Regions from separate parts of the Homo sapiens genome. Here region 2 is linked to region 1. Evidence: chromatin loops called from intact Hi-C (ENCODE). Cell type or tissue: CD14-positive monocyte. All regions are shown on one strand.

Region 1 (8,000 bases):
GTACCACCAAGGCATTTCCCCTTCTCAGCCCAAGTCTTTAGAACCCCATCTCTTCCTCATGCCTGTAGTTGCCCAGCAGGCTCTCATTCAGTCCTTGTCCACTCTTCTTGGTGGGCCCAGACCCATCTCTTCAGTCTTTTTCCTTCATGGTGGAGCCCATAAGACATGGGGCCAACAAGACCCCACTGGGGCTTGCTGTTTTTATGGTTAACAGTGGGCTCTATCAGTTTTTAAAAATTAGATAAAATGAGGAAGGCCGAGTTCCCTGGTTTGGATGGATACCATCTCTTTTGCTGAGCTGCTACCTAAACGAATGCCTTTATTTGCCATCTGCTAAAAGATTAGGTCCTTGAGAGCTGAAACGACTACCCTAGCTGAAGAATTGTATCTGATGAAGTGAGATGCTGTTCTTTGCTCCATAGTGCCTATTGGAGTCATTCCTTGTTGCCACCACCCAATGATTAAGATTGGGAGAATTTCTCTATCAAAGGCAATTTGTGGAACTCAGTCTGCTTTTGCATGGCTGCACCCTATTCTCAACAGTCCAGCACACACAAGTCAAGGATATAATAAAACTTCACCAAGTGTGATGGTTGTTTTGTGTGTCAACTTGACTGGGTCACAGGGTGCCCAGATAGCTGGTTAAACGTGGTTTCTTGTGTATCTGTGAAGCTGTTTCCAGAAGAGACCAGCATTTGAATTGGTGGACTGAGTAAAGCCGATGGCTCTCCCCCCCGTGTGGATGGGCATCATTCAATCTGTTGAGAGCCAGAATAAAACAAAAAGGCAGAGGAAGGGCAAACGCTTTCTCTTCTGAAACTGGGCCATCCATCTTCTCCCATCCTCAGACATTGAAGCTCTTGGTTCTCGGGTCTCCAGTCTCAGCCAGGTCTTAGCACATTGGCTTCTGAGTTCTTGGGTGGAAGAACTGCCTGACTGCTTGAGTTGGGACATGGATCTTCTGCCCTCTGCGCTTCTAGTCCTCAGGCTTTCAGACTGGACTGGAATCCACACCATTGGCTCTCCAGTTCTTGGGCCTTTGAACTACAGCACTAGGCTTCCTGAATCCCCAGCTTGCAGATGGCAAATTGTAGGACTTCTTGACCCCCATAATCATGTGAGCCAATGGCTTATAATAAATCTCCTTTTTCTAGATATATATCTGGAAATATATTTATTCATATAATTCTTACATTTATAATTTATATTCATATAATTTGTCACATTATTATTATATATTATATATAACAGCACACATTGAAGATATATAGATTTATATCTCCACTATCCTACTGATTCTGTTTCCCTGGAGAACCCTGACTACTGTACCAAGTGTAGTAGCATTCTGGGTAACCCACCATATCCCAGGATGATCACCCACATACATGCTACAACTGCCCCTTTCCTGGCCTTATTTTTTTCTCTCTTTTCTTCCTTTCTTCCTTATCGAATATTTATGACATAGGATTACTTATACTCAGAGATAGGGCCAAGCTTGTCTCCCACAAAGATGAAAGAGTTGTATAAACTCACCTCAAAGATGCTCCAGAAAGGAAATCAAAACAGTTTCAGAACTTGAATAGGAATCAGGAAAGAATCAGTGTTAAAGTATATTTCTCAAAATACAAATCACCTAGGGTGGGAGTGGGGGCTTGTGGAAGTTCACATTCCCAGGTCCTGCTCAGATGGACTGAATCAAAACACTAGAGATGGGTCTTGAGTTCAACATTTTGAGCAAACTTGCATTATTTGTTTGCTTGTGGTTGCACACAAGTTTGAGAACCAATGCCATAGATATTCAGGAACAAGGACATATGCAGGAGCTGCATTTTAGGAAGCTAAGTCCAGCAGTTTATGTAATATGCACTAAGGGGAGGGGGTGCTGGACACCTGGAGAAGATCAAAGAAGGATGGAGGCACTTGCAGTAATCCAAGTGTAAAGGCAGAGCCTCGAGTCAGGTCTTGTAGAAGCAGAGCCAGAGAGAGGGGTGTGGGTGCCCATGACTGGAGGGAGGACTCAGGAGGAAGAGACGGAGGGAAGCAGAACAAGTCAGGGAAGGAGTGAGATGGCCTCATATCCGCTGCAGTCACACCTCAGCCTGGCCCCGCTGGGGGCTCTGGAGCAGGGGCTGCACTGTGGCATTGATCCACCTTGACTCACAGGCACCATGTTTGTAATGTGGCTATTTCCAGCCAGCACACACAACAGCTGGGGGTGTGACCACTCAGTAAAATGAATTGGGCAGGGCACCTGCAGAGTTATAATACATCAACCCTGGAACAATACACACCCCTTCGAATTTACTGACAGGCCAATTTTCAAGCCAAAAATACAGTCCTCAAAAGGGTGTCAGTGGCTGGCCAAGGGAGGTATTAGTGGTGTTAGAAGGAGAAAAGGAATCAATCCCTAGAGAAGATGCTACTTCTTCAGGGTCTGATGATTTCATTTGCAAGGATTTTTATTGGTGTTTTTTCTAAGCAAAGTTTACTGGAAAATACTAAAAGAGACCCATGGCAGGGACTGGAAAGGGAAGAGGAAGAAGTGACTAAGCTGATGTTTTACGCATGACTGACTGGGACGATAACAGTATCAGAACAGAAAGGACCACATTCAAGTCTTCTTTTCTGTTTCTCAGATGTTCACTAGAGCCATATCTGACCAACCAAGTTCCTTCAGGAGGGACTCAATCCTGAGATCGTCAATTCATCTTTCTCTCACAATAGCTTCATTAAAAACCCCACAATTCAATGCTGACAAATCCCCATTACTTCTCATTATAAATCTTAAAACCATAAGAATTAGCGTCTTCCTTACTACATAAACTTCCAGACCTCAAATCTCACCTTTTTTGGGTAAGGGTAAGCTATTTGTTGACATTTGCACAAACTTTTGCCTGGCAGAAAATTTTTAAATAATTTCTAAAGAATCATTCAAATAAAATGCCAGACCCAGGAAGAAAGAACAATTTCACTCACCAACAACAATAATGTCTCCCTCAGCCATCTATCCACACACGTCCAGGCACATCCCTTTTTGGTTTGGAACTGGTCAGGTGTGCACTGTGAAGGCATGACAAGTTGCTTCAGGAAAAGAACGATCAGGTGCACAGGCTGAGGCAGGCAGACAGGCTCTTATCTCTATCCCCAGTAGATCCATCACAGGGCATAAGAACAGCATAGCTCTTTGAGTAACTGGTTTCTGTGTAAGCAATATATGACATTTCACAGACATTAGGCTCCCTCTGGGAATTCTTCTTCTGCATGGCTCCTTTACAAAACGAGATCCTCTTCAAGACTGGTTGGTGCATCTTGGTCAATAAGAAGAACATCAGCTCTATCATCATCTAACCCTTGAGGGTTTTCATTTAAATTATTGATTACTACCCACTATTGTAAAACAGCCTTACTATATCTTGAGTAAAATGCCACTTTTACAACCCTTGGTCTCTACTTTATATTTTTATTATGAGCTTTTCAGATCCTCCTGATATGGATTTAGCTTACAATGGTCAATGAAAAACAATCCAAACAACCAACACGTATGAATAAAGACAAAACAAAAAAATTTAGAACCCAGAAGTCATTTGGCTTTGACTCTGTCCAATGCCAGCTGAGTCCATTTTTCTTGTCCTATTTTCTCTGCTAAATGAGCCCCCAAAACTCGTTCCAGAGAAGTGAATAAAATGCATGACTCAGGATTCCCATCTCATTTATCTCCTGCCTCATGGAACCAGAAGCCCCTTTTGTCCTCCATCAATCCCTGTTTAAATAATATTCCCACCTGCAATAAACTCTTTCTTCAGTCTCCACCAAAGGGCCAGCCCGTTGCATGCACCAACCTTCACTGAGGGGTTCGGGGTCTGAGAAGTGACTGGCTTTGCCCTTCTATGCATGCTTGCTTTATTACTTAAGGTTATGACTTAATGCTACTTAATGAAAACCCTGGCTGGCGGGTCTGCAGAGCAATGCTTCAGAAAGGGCTCTGGATAGATAATCACCATTTGCCAGAGCCCCTCAGCATTCCCAGTGCCTCCTTTCTTTCTTTTTTTTTTTTTTTTTGAGATAGAGTGTCACTGTCGCCCAGGCTGGAGTGCAGTGGCATGATCATGGTTCACTGCAACCTCCACCTCCCAGATTCCAGCAATTTTCCTGCCTCAGCCTCCCAAGTAGATGGAATTACAGGTGTGCACCACCACGTCTGGCTAATTTTTGTATTTTTAGTAGAGATGGGGTTTCACCACGTTGGCCAAGCTGGTCTCAAACTCCTGACCTCAGGTGATCCACCCACCTTGGCCTCCCAAAGTGCTGGAATTATGGGCATGAGCCACTGTGCCTGGCTGGCCTTCTTTCCCTTCCCTGTTTGCTTTCCCACTCCCTACTGGTGCTCCCGAGCATCACCTGCAAAATGATCAAGGAGTTCATTCTTAGGTCAGGGAATCCATTCTGAGGTCAGGAAGTCCATTCTGAGTTCAGAAAGTTCATTCTGAGGTCAGAGAGTTCATTCCTAGGTCAGGGAGTCCATTCTTAGGTCGGGGAATCCATTCTGAGGTCAGGGAGTTCATTCTGAGTTCAGAGAGTTCATTCTGAGTTCAGAGAGTTCATTCTGAGGTCAGAGAGTCCATTCTGAGGTCAGGGAGTCCATTCTGAGGTCAGGGAGTTCATTCTGAGGTCGGGGAGTTCATTCTGAGGTCAAGGGTCCATTCTGATGGCAGAAAGTTCATTCTTAAGTAAAGAAGTTCATTCTGAGGTCAGGCAGTTCATTCCTAGGTCAGGAAGTTCCTGTTTAGGTTGGGGAGTCTATTATTAGGTCAGGGGATTCATGCTTGGGTCAGGAAGTTTATTCTTAGGTTGAAGAGTCTATTCTTAGGTTAGGGAATCCATTATTGCTTCGGGAGTTCATTCTCAGGTTGGAGGTTCATTCTTAGGTGGGGGATTTATTCTTAGGTCAGGGGGTCCATTCTGAGGTCAGAGAGTCTATTCTGAGGTCAGGGAATCCATTCTGAGGTCAGAAAGTTCATTCTTAGGCCCAGGAATTCATTCTGAGGTCAGAGAGTTTATTCTAATGTTGGGGAGTCCATCCTGAGGTGGGGGGGGGTCCTATTCTTAGGTCAGGGGGTCCATTCTGAGATCAGGAAGCTCTAACCTAAAACAGTCTTTAGCTGGAATCCCAGTGTGGCCACTTAGTAGCTGAGTGGTCTTGAGTAAGTCAGGACCTCCAGGTCCACATGATGATCCCACCAGGTAGGCTCATTCCCTGGGCAAATCTCACTACTCAGCACCTGCTCTGTAGCAGAGATCCTGAGAGTGCCCATGTGTGGTGGGTGCTCAGTGTCCTCTTCAGATTCTGCTCCAAGGCCAGGGTACCCCTTCCACACTGGTGGCTGAGCGCCTTCTGCATCCTCACCAAACCCCCCGCTGGTCTAATGAGCAGCCTATGGAAGGGACACGGGGAACCCTTGCTTCAACTCTGCAGGTTTCCAAAGCTCCAAGCTCCCCAGGGGCCAGTGGAGGCCTCTGTTGCAGCAGCATCAAAGCCCCACTGCTCTCTTACCCTTCCCAGGTGGGACTCCCAAGATCCCCTCCCCAACGAACCCCTACATGCAAATCTCCATCTCAGGGTCTGTTTCTAGGGGACTCAACCTGAGACGTACTTCATAATGTTGCTGCAATCATCTAGGACAGAATAATCATAAATAGCAAAGCTCTGAAAAATGTTAAAACGTAAGTAGTAGCAGTAGTAGCAGCAGCAGCAGCAGCAGCAGCAGCAGCAGTAGTAGTAGCAGCAGTAGTAGTAGTAGTATTTTGTTATTGTCAACATTCTCATCATGAGGGTCTTATGGCCTGGACTCTGGCCTGTGGGTCTCAACCCTCCCATGGCCTCCTGCAACCATCTCTCCCCTACCCCTCCATAGCACATAGCCTTATAGATTAAAATGTTCCTAATGGCCCCCAAACTGGTTGTGGCTCCCCCAGTGCTTGGGGGATTTCAGAGGGGCTGGGTAACAGTTTGGCTTCTGCAGCCATTTCTGAATTTCACTTTTGGTTTGTTCATGCTGTGCTGATGCTTCAAGAGTTGACCACAAAGTAGCCACCAGTCACCAAAGTGGCACAGGCTGGCCTGAGGGTCATGAGCCGACCCACTGGGCCATGAGTAACAGAGGCAAGCTGGCTACTTGGCTTCCCCTCACATTTCAAACCCGTTAAGCCAGGCAGGGGTGTGGGCACGCTGAAAGAACGTTCTTGTTCTCAATCTCTTTTAACTGGTGATGCCAAGAAGAAACTTAAAAAAAAAAAAAAAACTGACCAGGCGCAGTGGCTCAAGCCTGTAATCCCAGCACTTTGGGAGGCTGAGGCGGGTGGATCACTTGAGGTCAGGAGTTCGAGACCAGCCTGGCCAACATGGTGAAACCCCGTCTCTACTAAAAATACAAAAATTACCTGGGCATGGTGGCAGGCGCCTGTACTCCCAGCTACTCAGGAGGCTGAGGCAGGAGAATCACTTGAACCCGGGAGGTGGAGGTTGCAGTGAGCCGAGATCATGCCACTGCACTCCAGCCTGGGCGACAAGAAAAAGACTCTGTCATAAATAAACAAATATATAAATAAATTAATAAAATAAAATAAAATAAAATAAAACTGAGTTGGGCCAATGTGCAGCTTGAGGCAGTATTTCTCTGAGCCCTTTGTTCTCTAAGGATAAATCTTCCGAAGAGCGGCCCTCACATGGGTGGTCCAGATGAGGCAGAAGAATAGGGTCTGGAGGCAGGGAACCTAAGGCCATTTCAAGCTGACTTCCTAGTACTAAATTCAAAGTAAAGCCCTAACTTTCCACACCTTAGTAACAAAAAGATCAGAAATCACTCCCTTTGCAAACCCTCACCTTTTCTGTGCAGCAGATGCGAAACTGAAAATACCTCTGATTGGTTGCTTTGTGCAACCAATCAGATGTTGCATAGGAGCGTAACTTTGTAACTTCACTTCAGCCTCTGATTGGTTGCAGAAAGCAGGCCGCCACTTCATTTACACCGGGTGAACACCAAGTGGCCAATGGGAAACCTCTAAGGGGCATTTGGACTCTGTAGATTCTATATCCTGGACCTTGAGCTGCTGCTCCACCCATTCCCACACTGTGGAGTGTACTTTCATTTTCAATAAATATCTGTTTTTGCTCTTTCATTGCTTCATTCTTTCCTTGCTTTGCTGTGCATTTTATCTAATTCTTTGTTCAAAACACCAAGAACCTGGACAACTTGCAGTCAAGACCAAGACCGTCTACTGATAACACAGGTCAGATACTTCACAGCCTGCTACTGAGGGATGCTGTGGAGCTTCCAGGGCCCAGGATCCTTGTTGGATCCACAACTTTCCAAGTGGCCCTCAGCACTCTGTGACCCCCACGTGGCAGCCTCCTCCCAGGAGAGACTTCTAGCCTGTATTAGCTTCATGCCAGCCTCCCTGTGTGGCTGTTCATACAATATGATGGCTGTGTTCCTTACCCAAAGCCTCTGTTCCCCATGGGCAGGAATGCCCTTGGAAGAGGAGCACCAGCGGGGGACAGGCCAGACACAGGGCAGCAACCTCATTAAATCTCATCCTTAGGGTCTTTGCTTTCTCTCATTTGGCACTTCTACCCAAATCTAGTCCCACTGCTAGATCCTGAGAAGACACCCATTTTTACATGCCACAGAGCACTTTCCAGCACATTATTCTTCCTCTGAGCCCCCTGGGGTAGCTTGGGTTTGGCATGCTGACCCAGCACCCCATCCTTTATCTGGGATCTGAGTTGTCTCCACTAGTCACAGAGGTAGTTGCAAGAATGGGCCTCACCAATTAAATTACTTCATGCACTGTCACAGCTTAGTGCTTGCTGCCAACTCTGGCTGCATAATAAATATGCATTTGAAAAGGGCACAGCAGAGCCTGCTGAAGGCTCATCCATTGCACATCTGACAACTGATGTTTGCTGTCACTGGGGCCTCACTCAGCTCCTCCCCAAATAG
Region 2 (8,000 bases), 300 kb before region 1:
AATCCCGAGAGCGTGCCAACAGACAACACGAGGCGATGTGGAGCAACATGCTGTTTTAATGAGCGCCTGGGTGCAGGCGGGCTGAGGCCTAAAATGGCGTCAGCCCCAAGTGAGGACAGGACAAAGGTTTTATAGTCTCCTTTAAACAGGAAGTGTCCTAGTCTGACGTAATTGCTACGTTGTACCCGGATGGCCTGTTTCTCAATCTTCAGGGGTACGTGTCTTCTGGCCGGCTCTCTTCCTGCTTCTGCTATCTTGCTGGCACAGGCTGCTGATGCAAGTGGTCTTGCACCTTGGGACTGGGCCTGAGAAGGGAGGAGTTACTCATCCCTTTAAGCTATCAGGCCCCAGGGAGAATCTTACAAAAATCAAGAAATTTCACATTGAACAGTACCAGTATGAAATGCACAGGCCACATTTGAATGCTGCCAATTGTCCCAACTAGGGTCTTCCTAGACCCTCTCCCTCTCCTCGGCACCTGTCACTTGACCCGCATGTTTTTGAAGAGTAGAGATCATTTATTTAGTAGAACATTCCTCAGCTTGGGTTTCCTGATGTATCCTAAGGAACAGATTCAGGCATGCATCTGGGGCAGTGATGCTGCAAACAGGACTGGTGCTCTTGTCAGGGCATCACATCCGCTATTACGTGATGCAGGTTCATCCCAGTGTTGCTGATTTCAGCTTTCATCACTTGGTTTAAGGTGTTGCTCACCAGGTCTCTCCACCAGAACTGTTACTATTTTTCCCTTTGATATACCTATTTTTAAAAGTGAAATTCCCAGTCATTTTATCTTACATTGACCGAGAATGTTACTATGACTTTAGAAAACAGCTCTGTCCCATAAAAGACAAAGAACTTCACTTGAATCCTCCAAAGATGGTGACAGGTGGATGTCAAAGAAATGTAGGCATGGAGATTGTGGGGTTTGCTCTGGTACCGTTGGTGCCAGTAGGAAGGGAAAGAGGGGATGTCGAGTTTCCATCCCAGGGGGCAGCAGTGAGAGAAGGAACATGCCTGGGGCAGTGGAGACCCTCTTCAGACAGACACCAATGGCCAACCAAAGTCAGGAGCACTGGTTCTCAAACCGAAGCACTAGCAGAATCCTCTGGAAGGCTTGCTAGATGCAGATTCCTGTGCCCCAAGAGTATATAATTCAGAGCATGGAGGGTAGAGCCCAGAATGTGCATTTCTAGGCAGACTCAAGAGAATGCTGAGGCTCCTGGTCTAAAGATCCCAATTTGACAACCAGAGGCCTAAAAGAACAACACTTGGGCCATTCTTGGGCTTCTCTGAAAGATGAGTGTCAAATCAGTCACTCAGCAAATATTTATTTTTAGCATGAATTTTGTTACTAAAACAGAAGAGTTGAAACCTGCTGGTGTAATTGCATCTAACGCTATGAAAAGACATCTCCAAGAGCTACTCCAGATTCGGTCTTTGAAGATGATTGCCAACCCCTTGCCATCCTGTAGCCAAGCTTCCAGGGGGGTTGCAGAGAGTGCGTACGTATAAACCTTAAGCACACCTTCTTTTACTCTGAACATGGCTCCATCCACACTTTTCCAGCCATATTGAACTGTGTGAACAGTGTTAACAGCCAAAGATTCTCCAGTCCAGGCACCCACCCAGAATCCAACTCTTATTGCCAAGTGAGACTACTGAGGGCCAGAACAGGCAGGAGAGGGGAGGTCAAGAGAAGCAAAGGCAAGGGGCCCTCTGCTCCAGCCTCACAGAAAAAAAAATGAGTCCTTAGATTGTCCCCCATCCACCCATGCACATGGTTCCATCCTGCCCACCTTCTCTGATCTAGAGGAGAAGGCTGAGTAATTATCCGAATTCTCTCCCATCGTGAAGTCTGTCCCAGGCCCCAAGCTGAAGGAGGTTTGTCTTCCCTGCTCCCTGAGTCACTGACCCAGGCTCAGGTCTGGCTGTCATCGCATTGGGAGAGCTCTTTGCTTACCTGCCTGTCTCTCCTCCCACAGCAGAGTGAGTTCTCAAGAGTAAAGGGCAGGATTTCGTTTTCACCTATCCCTCAAAATGCTTTATCCAATGTCTGGAGCTTACAAAAACCTAGATGGATGAATGAATTAATAAATAAATGAACAGGTAGCCAAGGACTCCAGCCCTAGAAAGCCAGTGGGATTACAAGGCAGAAATCCCCTGTCTCAGGAGCCTAGGTGCCAGCCCAGGAGCAGCACGGCAGGAGAGAGAGAAAAGCCACATGTCAGGGGTGTGGGCTGGGGACTCAAGTTAAAGGACAAAGCAAGAAGTCAGTCCTAACCTGTGTTAGGAAGAAGGCAGGCCCAGTGCTCAGTGTGTGCTCAGCTTGAAGACAATCAGTCCCAGAGCTGAGGAAGGGGTTCACTAGTGGGCAGGGGTTATGGGATGTATAACTCTTCAGTTATGGGAACTGCAGGGCAGGGAGCCAGATGGCTCAACCTAACCTCAAGAGCAAAGGAAATAGGTCCCATTTCCCACACCCCAAACTTCCCCATTAAATACTAAACTATACAGACTGGCTCTAACCAAGTTCTCACAGTTGCCCACTTCCCATACTCTGCTTTATCTTGACAAAACTTGGGTCAGACTTTTCTTTTCTATGGCTCTTTTGTATAAAAGAATAATTAAAATGCAAATAAATCCATGAAGTATCATGCAGGATGAAAACTCATTCAACATGCAGCATCAGTTCACAAGATCAGAATCTCTTTTTTCTGAGAGGTCAAGATTGAAAAACTGGAGAAATTTCTTAGAGGAAGATGAGAAGAGAGAGAGGCCATGTAGACAGTCCTGGATGGCCAGTTCCGACTCCTGCCTTCCCATTCAAAACAGCACTTGGAGAAGCTTCAGGTCCTTGGAGGCACTGTTGAGACTGGCTTCGTTTTCTAGAAAGTCACAAATTTCTAGAAAATGGGAGAAAGTTACAAGCCTTTCTCCCATTGATCTTTCCTCACTGGGCTGCCCATTCTCCAGCTGCTGGTTTTGCAATTGCTGTTCCATTTTTCTGAGTAGAATTTACATTAACAGCACATTTCAGTGACAGTACTAATGATTCTGGCACTTCCTAAAGGGCATAAACTCTGTGAGCCATTAGCAATAAAAGGAGCTGTCAAGCATCACTCTGGATACACTCAGCCGGTGGCATAATCCACTTCGCTGAATATTCAGAATATATAGACATATATAATTAAATGACTTTATTAGGGTGACTGTTTTCTGCTGAAGTTATTTGAGTCATGCTTGATGACTTTTTTCAATATAAGTGATTTATAAGATTTATAGAGAGACTACTGCTACTAACAATGATGAAACCAGTTATGCAATCCATCCTTGTTAAATGAACTTTTACCAAGGCTGTCTCCCTGTCCTTACCCTACAGGACTCTACCCACTCCTGCCCATCCACAGAGGGTGGGCAAAGTGTGTTAAATGGCACTGACCCCTGATGACACTAATTGAACCAGGCCTGGATACTGGACCCAAGCTGGATCCATCAGATTCCCTTCCCTCGTCATCTGAACTTGGACCACTGAATATAATTTATTCAGAAAGTGGTGGATGACCAAGAGGTAACACTTGAGGTTGGGGTCAGCTCAGAGCCAAATGCAAATATAGCAAGCAGCTTTGCTGAGAAAAAAAATAGGGTACACTGAAAAAGCATGGTAGAGGTGAGTGAGACTGAGTGGTTTCCCAGTGTTGGGAGACAATTCTCCATGGCCTTTCCATTTCTGCACATCTTGTGAGCTAAGACTCTGACAGCATCTCCTCTGAACTGTCCTTTCAAAGATGTTTGTCCAGCAAGAGCCTTAGGAAACAGAGATACTGTCTCCTTCTACAGAGGGAAGATTAGTATTCAGATCAGGATGATAAAGACAATATCTTTCTCTGGGACAAGGTTTGGGAAAGTTTGCTATCAGCCCCTTGTAAGATTAAGTCTTCTTAAATGCAAGGTTCCTCAATTCTGTGCAGTGTCCACGTGGACCCACCCACATACCATGAGCTGTGGGAATGGGAAGAGGGGTAAGGGGAACTGGTGCCCACACTGACTGCTGGGCCCTAAGTAATGAAGCCCTAGGTGTCTAACCGAGGAGTGCCCTGTCTTCTGCTAGCATCTGTGAAATTGTGGGAGGTTACCTGGTTCGTTCTCAAGTAGAGTAAATCTTCAGCCCTTCATAGTCCTTGACAAAGCGTTGAGAAATTGACTAGTGAGTGACTCAAACTATGCAGTAAATAATAGTAGAGAGCATGGTGTACTAACAAAACAAAAACCCATTTCTAAACTGAGAAGTTTGTAATCCATCCAGAACCATTGTTATAATGAGCTCTTTTCGCTTCCAAATAGATTTGCAAGAACTTGTATTGAGTCTATTTTTAAAAATATGCATTATACTCTGAACACTGAAAAGGCAGAGTTTTCTAAGTATTGATTCCTGTGTCATTCAATTGTGAGAGCATTTGAGTTTCAAAAATGTTTTCAAATGCTCCTGTAATTTTCCTTGTGGGGTGGTGGGAGGAGTGAAAGTTTACTTTCACTGTTGGTAAAATGTCTAGGAACAGAAGGTCTGAATTAATAGCCTAGTTCCTGCAATAGCAATGATTATAAGGGTAAGTTTGAGAACATAAAAGGTTCAGGATCCTAGGCTAAGCATGATACGTATGTTAAATGAGTAAACTGTTTTGAACAGAGTTGAGCACATAGTAAGTGCAGCATAAATATTTCTTATTCTTATCATTACCTTATCTCATTCAATGAAATACAAACTCTTGTGTTCATCTCTCAGAGATGAGAAAATCAAGGCTTAAAGAGGTCAGTAATTTGCCCAAGGACAGTGGTTAGAGTATTTTTGGCTGCAAGCAATAGAAAATGCAATGAAACACTAATGTTAATTGTTTTACGTAGAAAGAAATTCAGATTGGCTGCCTTATCAGCTCTCACTATGATCAAGTAGCCTGGTTCCTTTCTGCTGTTTTCCTTGTCATCTTCAGTGGATCAGCTATCACACTGGACAAGCTTCTCACCTCATAGTCACAGGGTGGCTGCAAGAGCCCAACCTTTCCTAGAAGTTGCCTCTGCAGATTTCCCCGCATGTCTCATCAGTCATGGTTGGGCCACGTGTCCACCCCTGAAGTGATCCCAGGTTCCAGAGAGGAAACCAATGTTGAGCACACAAATACATTTCAAGTGCTGTCCTACACAAAATCAGGGATCTGCCCACGAGGAAGAAGAGGCGGTGGAGCTTGGAAGGTATGCAACCATGGCTGAGACTGTAAGAGCCACGGTGGAACTCCAGGTTCTGAACCTCAAAAGTTCCACTTTCCATTGTGATGAAAGCATCTCAGGACTGCACTGCCCAGCTTGGCAGCCACAGCCTCACATGACCACTGAGCACTTGAAATGTAGTTAATATGCTAAGAAAGCCCATTTAAATTTTTATTTTCAACTTACTTAAATTCAAAGAGCCACAGGGGTCTAGTGGCTCCTGTATTGACAGCACAGGGCCACCTTGTTAGTGGCATCATTTATAACCCTGGGCAGCATTGCTATAGGAATAGCCATATCCTGTAGGTCTATAATGCTGTAGAAATGGAATGTGTGGTGCGAATGAAATTTAAAATTTAAGTAGCCACGGTGAAAAAAAAAGAGAAACAAGTAAAATTCATTTCATAATATGCTTTATCTCTATTTCCAAAATATTATCATCTCAACATGTAAGAAATATAAGAAGTATTCATGAGATATTTTACATTCCTTTGTTCATCATAAGTGTTTGAGATCCCATGTGTGTCTGACACAGCACCTGACTTTGAACTCACCACATTTCGAGTGCCCCATAGCCCATGTGGCCATGGTTTAGAGATTTCAGAAAGCATTCATGGAAAATTCTCTTTCCTGATCCTCATTCACTATCCTGGGAAGTGGCCAGATAAGGAAGCAAGGCCCAGAAGGGCCCAGCCAGTGGCTCTCAGACTCCAGAGTCATCGAGTCCCTCACTCGAGGGCAGGTTAACTCACAGATGGCTGGCCCCCACCCTCTGCATTTGCCATCCAGCAGGTCTGGGTGGGTACCAGGATGCGGATTCGTAACAGGAGAGGCTGATGCTGCCAGTCTGGGTCCACATTTTGAGAAGCATTCCTCCAAGGGTCCCACCCACGCTCATACCCCAGTAAGTAGATGGCTCAGAATTGAAATCCTTGCTTTCCATCTTACATCTCATTCTCTTTATATGCACAACCATGAAGCCAGGTTGCTAAGACAGTCTGAAAACAACTACCAAAGAACAGAGGTGCTGCTCATGGTTACCCCAGTGTGCTGCAGCCCCTGTCCTCCAGACAGTGACAGCAGAGTGGACCTAATTTTGATACTTTGTAAACATTGGACCAATGTGACCTATCCTAGTCCCGTGCCTTTCTCTGGCTGACTTTTCTTTTATCTCATCTGATTGTGGGATCAATTTATTTAAAGGAAACCATTTAATGAAATCTTAAGGAAGCCCTCACCTTTATATTTGGTTTAACAGTTGAGTTTTTGGGGTACAGCTGAGGTCTCTATCATTGCAATGTCTAGGGTGTCCCTGAAGTTCAGGTGGGAATCTGAAGACACTTTCCTGATCCACGCAGGCGACTTCAGACAATGTCCTACACTTAGCCACGGGTAAATCATGCTTTTAATATGCTCAATGGCAGAACTGGTCAAAGCCACTCTGAGCTGCTGAGAGCACTTCAGATTATTTTCCACACCAGCAGGCGATAGAAGTGGCATTCAGGGACTGCTGTCATTGCTGCTGAGATCCAAGACTCCTCTTGGTGCACTGTGATTTGCAGGGAAAGCTGTGTCTCTCTGACTTGCAGGCCAGAGGTTCTGAAGATTGCTTGAGGTTGCAAGTACCTCCAAGCTTGAGCAGCAGTTTTGAAGTGTGGAGATGGGAGGTGAGTTATTCACATCTCTAACAAAGGAGCTGCTGCTTCTGGCTTCAGGAGGGGCTGAGAGGCCCCTGATTCACTATCTCATCACTGGGCTGGAAGCTCCACAGGGATCAGTTAGGCCTGTGGGCCATGCTTTCAGCACTTGGAGGAGAAGATCCCTTAGACTCAGCCTTTGGCTCCATGCCACTCTTGACAATGTACAGGGAAGCCACTTGGACCTGATGCTGGAGTTTAATCAACAGACAAGGAAGAGGCCCCAGTGTGTACTGGGCAAAAGAACGGGACGGGTGTGCTGAAAAGCGTCTCATAAACAGACTTTGTTTTCCTGTGTTTTAACTCAGCGTGAAAGTTTCTCTAGGTCTCCTCTCCTGGGGGAGAAAGGTAGCGGCTGGTTTCCTGTTCCATTGCTTCTTTAGTATCCTGAGAGAGAACAGCCATGGGCACCCAGCTGCCCCAGCCTCTTCCTGTCCCAGGGCCCCGAGGCTGCCCTTCAGCGGTCTCCAGCTTCCTGCTCCTGTAAGCAGGGGCCTCTCTTTTTGGCTTTCCTGACATTTCTCCTGACCTCTTCTGCTAGCCCTCCTGAACGCACAGTAATATCTGTACATTGCAGTTGGTCCCCAGGCTGCTGCCTCTCTGTCTCTCCATCTAATGTTGCATCTGTGCACTTTAGAAGTACCCGGGAGCCTTCAAAATATTTGGATGCCTGGACACCACTCCAGATAATTCAGTCAGAGTCTCTGAAGACAGGGCCCAGGCATCCCTGTGTGAGGCCTTCAGGTAATTCCAGCATACAGCCTGTATTGGAAAGCTCTGTATTGAGGATGAGGCCCTCATGCTGCAGAGGGGGCCTAGAGCACAGGGAAGTAAGTTCCTGGAAGCACTAGCTGTTTATCACATAGGGCTAATAACCAATGGGGACAGTCGTGCATGCTTCTCTTCTTACATGCTAGCTTACTATGCTTGGAGGCATACACATGTGTATGGGGAGAGGAGGGCAGAATCGGGGAGCATTAGGAGAAAAACCTAAAGTAGGCACAGGAAAGATTCCAGGGGCTCACACATGAGGCAGGACAA

What was found. Peaks named below come from ENCODE experiments on the same cell type or tissue, not always from the same donor. Only the 100,000 strongest peaks of a DNase experiment are listed, where the experiment ranks them.
Region 2: a loop joins it to region 1, with 3 times the contacts of the local background. A loop is called at or near these places in 18 of 110 quality-filtered maps.

The regions. Positions count from the first base shown.
Region 1 is chr20:23,329,591-23,337,590 of GRCh38, forward strand. The region is part of intron 1 of NXT1-AS1 (NXT1 antisense RNA 1); the gene reads right to left. It overlaps LOC105372571 (a long non-coding RNA gene), which reads right to left and starts at 6,277. Exons shown (of 3, transcript XR_937379.3): 1 at 2,977-6,277. In CD14-positive monocyte, no CTCF peak of the experiment used is centred here; a DNase peak (open chromatin) is centred at 4,751.
Region 2 is chr20:23,025,523-23,033,522 of GRCh38, forward strand. LOC101929707 (a long non-coding RNA gene) reads right to left here and starts at 5,280. Exons shown (of 4, transcript XR_937352.2): 1 at 5,022-5,280. In CD14-positive monocyte, no CTCF peak of the experiment used is centred here; DNase peaks (open chromatin) are centred at 219, 2,449 and 3,999; H3K4me3 peaks cover 2,189 bases; H3K27ac peaks cover 2,307 bases.